Regions from separate parts of the Homo sapiens genome. Here region 1 is linked to region 2. The links are chromatin loops, found by intact Hi-C in ENCODE. Cell type or tissue: mammary epithelial cell. All regions are shown on one strand. Each heading gives the region's core, and the rest is flanking DNA. Links, peaks and the distances in the headings are about the cores only.

The links. Peaks named below come from ENCODE experiments on the same cell type or tissue, not always from the same donor. Only the 100,000 strongest peaks of a DNase experiment are listed, where the experiment ranks them.
Region 1: a loop joins it to region 2, with 8 times the contacts of the local background. A loop is called at or near these places in 9 of 110 quality-filtered maps.

The regions. Positions count from the first base shown.
Region 1 is chr5:42,888,242-42,891,163 of GRCh38, reverse strand. No RefSeq gene overlaps it. Among named protein-coding and RNA genes, the nearest start is that of SELENOP, 78 kb to the right of the region's middle. In mammary epithelial cell, for the core only: a CTCF peak has its summit at 1,651 (motif pointing right); a DNase peak (open chromatin) is centred at 1,663.
Region 2 is chr5:42,055,845-42,058,766 of GRCh38, reverse strand. No RefSeq gene overlaps it. Among named protein-coding and RNA genes, the nearest start is that of LINC02996, 120 kb to the left of the region's middle. In mammary epithelial cell, for the core only: a CTCF peak has its summit at 1,336 (motif pointing right); no DNase peak of the experiment used is centred there; H3K27ac peaks cover 28 bases.

The DNA.
Region 1 (2,922 bases), core at 239-2,738, 830 kb before region 2:
TGATTTTCTTGCACAACTATATTTCAGGATAAACAAATAGTTGATAAGAAAATGTCCTTCCTTTTATAAGAAGTCTATCTAATAAAGGAATGAGAAAATCATAATATCACCGTTTGTAATCCCCAATGAAGTAATGAATCTAGATAATGTCCTTCAATGGCTCCTGAAATCATCAGGTGATAATCTGATGGGGAACTTTATAATAAATGGATTGGGCTGACACTTTTAAAACCACTAAGTGGAGACAACCAGACAATAAAATGACACAATATGAGTCTCCGGCTCAATCTAAAAAGTATTATTGCCAAAAAAGCTCAGACTTCAATTTGATCTAGCTTCACTTGTAACTACCAGCCAAGAGAATTACACCCTGGGGATGTAATTAGTCAAACCTAGAGTGTCAAACTTACAACAGAATTTCTTTAACAAATACATTTTAAGGAAAAAGTGGAGGGGAGACTATTATAGATTTTTTAAAAAGAGAGAGAGAGAGATAGGCCGGGTGCATTGAATGCCTGTAATCATAACACTTTGGGAGGCTGAGGCAGGAGAATTTTTTTAAGGCTAGGAGTTTGAGACCACTCTAGGCAACAGAGCAAGTCCCTGTTTCTTTAAGAAATATATTAAAAAAAAATTAGCCAGGTGTGGTGGCGTGCCCCTGTAGTCTTAGCTACACAGGGGACTGATGCAGGAGGGTTGCTGGAACCCAGGAGTTCAAGGCTGCAGTGAACTATGATGGCACCACTACATTCCAGTTTGAGTGACAGAGCAAGACTCTGTCTAAATATATATCTATATCTATGTGTATACACATACATATGTATATATCTATAGATATAGATATGTGTGTATATATATATATAGAGAGAGAGTGTTTTAGGCAGGTTCTCTAGAAAGCAGAGGCTGAAGCTAGGATTAAGATGCCAGCGGCTCATTTGGGTTGTGCACACTCAGGTCAGTTATTGGAAAGGAGGGACGGAGGTGAGGGAAGGGAAGATACTAAGCAGTGTGATGTGATGGGTGCCATTGTGCTGCCTCTGCCTTCACAAGCCAAGAAGTCAGCAGGTGGCTACTTGGTGCAGGGCTTCTCCAGCTGGATTGTAAGGAAAAGCCATACCTTGGACGGCTTGCTGAAGAAAAAAAGAAGTCACTTATTTGCTTGGTCCTTGTTCTTCACTGGTCATATTTTACCCTTGGAGGAGCTAACTCCTGCCCTTCTGGATTGTCACATTCAGTCTCCTGACCTTTCTGGACATCAGCTCCCATACTTAGTGGGGAAATTTTCCACCCAAGACCAAAAGTAGCATTAAATCAAGAGGGAGAAAGAAAAGTTATTGAAAAGATGCATAAGTTTGCGTCTCAAAGCAGTTCACCCCCTTTCCCATGCAGATCCTCTCATATGCTACCTATATATCCAGCTCCCAAGTCACAATATGGGATTCCTTTTTATCCCTTTGGAATGAAAATGTTCTCACTCGTTTCCTGTGAGGAGAGGTTCAGGTCTAATTAATCACAGACTCTTCTTTAAGGCTGCTAATCATGATCTCCTAGAAGAGGAAGGCAAGACAGTAAAGCAAATACATCATTCCCAACCAACCTCTGTAGCTAGTCTCAAGGCAGTTAAATTGCTCCCCAATGGCGACACTAGGTGGAGCCATAGGACCAGGTGGGATTCCTTATCTTCTCAGTAAGGGTGGTGGATGCATAGCCAGAGGAAAACATGGGTTATGAGATAATTTGTATAGTAAAGCCTCAGAAAATATTTTCTTTCTTTCTTTTTTTTTTTTGTTAAAGTGTTATGTGTATGTGGGACAGGAGTAGGGGGTGCGGGAGGATGGGCTGACCATTTTTGACTCATCTTGAAACAGTTTTCTTTCCCCTGGAATTTTAGTTTATCTAGTTCTCTTTGATTCTACAGGTCTCCAAATCCCCTAAAAATATGATAGTTTTAAATTTCCAGCTTTTCCCATTCTTACAGTGAAATATTGGCTTACAGGATTTACTTCATTTTGCTTAGAAGAGTTCTCATATTAACTTGTCGGGTGCAGTGGCTCACACCTGCAATACCAGCATGTTGGGAGGCTGAGCAGGGGCAGATTGCTTGAGGCCAGGAGTTCAAGACCAGCCTGGCCAACAAGGCGAAATCCCCTCTCTACGTCGTAGTGCACACCTGTAATCCCAGCTACTCGGGAGGCGAGCCAGAGGTTGCAGTGAGCCAGGATTGCACCAATACACTCCAGCCTGGGCAACAGAGTAAGGCTCTGTCTCAAAAAAAAAAAAAAAAAAAAAAGAGTTCTTGTATTAACTTGTAACGTAGTCATATTTTCTCATTAAAACCATTACCCTAGACTGTATCATTCTTCAACTTTCCCATTTCTCCTGTATTTCATAACCATTATTATTACTATTATTTTTGCAGAGTTGTCTATATTTGCCCTTTTCTTTTTCGCTTTCCCAGTCACATTTCTACCCATTGCAGTCCGGCTTATGCCCCCACAATTCCTCAAAAGGTTCTCTTCTTCAAATCACCAACATCTCTTCCTAATCACTACATCTAATGCATACTTTCAATCATTATCTCACTTGACTTCTCAACAGCACTGAAATTACTGCACACTCTTTCCTTCCTGAAAGCTCTTCTTTCCTCTGCATCTGTGATGTCACATTCTTATGTTTTTCTTTCTATCCCACTCGCTATTCCTTGTCATTTGCTAGTCTCAGTTTCTGGGTCGAGTTCTTATATTCCAGGATTCTTCAGGATAATATCTTCAGTTCTTTTTATCCCTCACTGTTTGCAGGATAACATATCATTTTTTTCAGTAATTTTTTTGTTTGTTTTTACCCCATACATTTACTGCCATTTAATCTAGGACAGTACTATATAAAAGAACTTTGGAGGTAATAGAATTGTGGACTTAATGA
Region 2 (2,922 bases), core at 224-2,723:
TATCAACGGTGTTAGTGACTCAGATGATGGTCCATAATAATCAAATTTAAGGATTCAAGTTAACCACAAGTAAAATAGAAACTATCCAAGCATATTTTTATAACATTAAACTAAATTTTAGCAATTAATTAAAACATCATTTGTCATGCCAAATTAATTTGAATGTTGTTAATTTTGGAGTTTCCATTGGTATCAATTTACCAAAGTACTTTGTTAAAGACTTTTAGTAAAAATAACTTTAAATTTAACCAGAATATAGAATATTATTATTTATGGCTGGGCATGGTGGCTCACGCCTATAATCCCAGCACTTTGGGAGGCTGAGGCAGGCAGATCACGAGGTCAGGAGTTCGAGACCAGCCTGGCCAACATGGTGAAACTCCGTCTCTAATAAAAATACAAAAAATTAGCCGGGCATGGTGGCTACTAATCTCAGCTGCTCGGGAGGCTGAGGCAGGAGAATTGCTTGAACCCAGGAGGCGGAAGTTGCAGTGAGCAGAGATCGTGCCACTGCACTACAGCCTGGGCCACCGTGTGAGACTCTGTCTCAAAAAAAAAATTATTATTTATTATATCTTAAGGAACTCTCATTAGAACCCCCCAAGTTTGTTAGAAATTTTTGAAAACTTTTTATTAAAGTATGACATGTTAAATTTGCTTCAAATTTAAAGCAATATGTGAGCTATAACCATAATAGATATAAAAAATTAATATATATTTTAGCATTATTACAATAAAAATAATTTAAGTCAAAGCTAGGAGTTCTCATGGATGTTTTCTTTGAAAAATAGTCTATTATCTTACTCAATATAAGAAAATTTTTGGAAACTTAAATGTGTTATATTGCTAATATTAAAGCACATGTCAAACTTAATGCTTGTTTTCCTTAAAAAAAAATGTACAAAACTGCTCACAACCTCAAGATTTAGCTTAAAAACCAGAAACTCTGTGAAGCTTTTCCTGACATCTACACCACCACAGTTAAAAATAATGAGTTCATCACTTCCTGTGATTCCTACTCAAATTTTACATCTCACCCTCGGAATCTATCAGCATACACTGTTATGCTTTGATAACAAAGGACCACCAAATCCTAGCAGCTTAAAACGACAATGGTTTCTTTCTTTTCACATGAACGTCTGTCAACTGGTAGGTTTGCTATGTACCATCCATTTATTCCGCCCTCAGGCTAATGCAGCAGCGCCTTTCTAGAACATGCTTGTCACCCTGGCAGAGAGCAAGAGATCTCTGGATGGTCACCCACCATCAACTAAATGCTCCAGCTCAAAAATGACAGGTTAATTTCCGCTGTCAGTGGCCCCATCTAACCACAAGGTGGCAGACATGGACATGCTACCCTGTGCCCAGAAGGGGTTGAATTTGGCACAAACTCCCACACTGCAGGTAAACTCCTCTGGGAGGTAGGCCTTAAAGGAATCACCAGAATCTTGTCAAGGGGATTATCACATTGATTAATTTCTTAGTAAGAACACTTAACATGAGATATACTCTCTTAGCAAATATTTAAGTGTACATTATTGTTGACTATAGGTACAATGTTTCACAGTAAACGTCTTGAGCTTATTCATCTTGCATAACTAAAATTTTATGCCTGTCCTTTGTTCATTGCAGCACCATTATTCGCAATAATCAAGATGTGAAAACAACCTACATGTCCATCAACAGATGAATGAATAAAGAAAATGTGGTATATAAACGCAGTGAAATAATCTTCAGCCTTTAAAAACAAGGAAATTCTATAATACACAGCAGCATGAATGAACTTTGAGGACATTACGCTGTGTAAAGTAAGCCAGTCATAGAGACAAATACTGCATGATTCCTCTTATATTAAGTATCTAAAATAGTCAAACTCATAGAAGCAGGGAGTAGAATGGTTGTTGCTAGAGGCAAGGGGGGTGAGAAATAGGAGATCTTTTTTTTTATCAGAGACGAAATAAAAAAACAAAAACCTTCTTTTTAATTTCTCGTGTTAAATAGCCTGTATTTGCCTTAAATAGATGAAATAGCCTCTGCATACAGCCAATATGTAAAGTGAAAGAAGACAGACACAAGGATGACATTCTGCATGATAACATTTATGAAGTTCAGCAAGATGTAAACCTCATGGATGGTCATAGAACACAGAGAGGTGGGCAGCTCGGGCGCAGGGCTGACTGGGAAGAACACCTCGTGAGGAGCTAAGAAAGTCCTGTCTCTTGATCTTAGTGGTAGTTACATGGGTATATACATACATAAAAATTGATCAACCCCTTTAAGATTGGACCTTTAAACATGTTCTTCCTTAAAATAAAGGCATTTACAGCTACTTGAGAGGCTGACGCAGGAGAATAACTTGAATCTGGGAGGAGGAGGTTGCAGTGAGCTGAATTAGCGCCACTGCACTCCAGCCTGGGTGACAGCAAGACTCCGTCTCAAAAAAAAAAAGGGGGTTTCAAAATTTTCTCATGTGTAGAACTTGGACTGAGAAGAAATAAGAGATCCATGTGAATCCATCTCTTGTCTAACATATTGTTAAGGAAAAAAAAAAACACTGAATTGGTAGCTCAAAGAAGAAAACTCTTCAACAAGAATTAATATAAGAAAGTAAAAATTGGTGTACTTGGGATGTTTCCATAAATTCTATAAGCAATCTTTTTCTTAAGTGATTTCAAATCACTCTCATCTTCAATAGAAAGCTATATCCAGCCAATACATTTAATCAACTTTAAAGATACTCTAATGTAGTTGAAAAGAGATGCTTCCTGGAATAGGCTAATAGAAAAAGCCAGCTTGTCAGGAACCCTTGTCAATAGACATAAAGTTTTAAACAAAATTATTGATTCATATGCAGGACTAAAATGCACATGTTAAGGGGACATAAAGTTCTGTTATTTTATTAATAAGTGGGAAATATTCTTA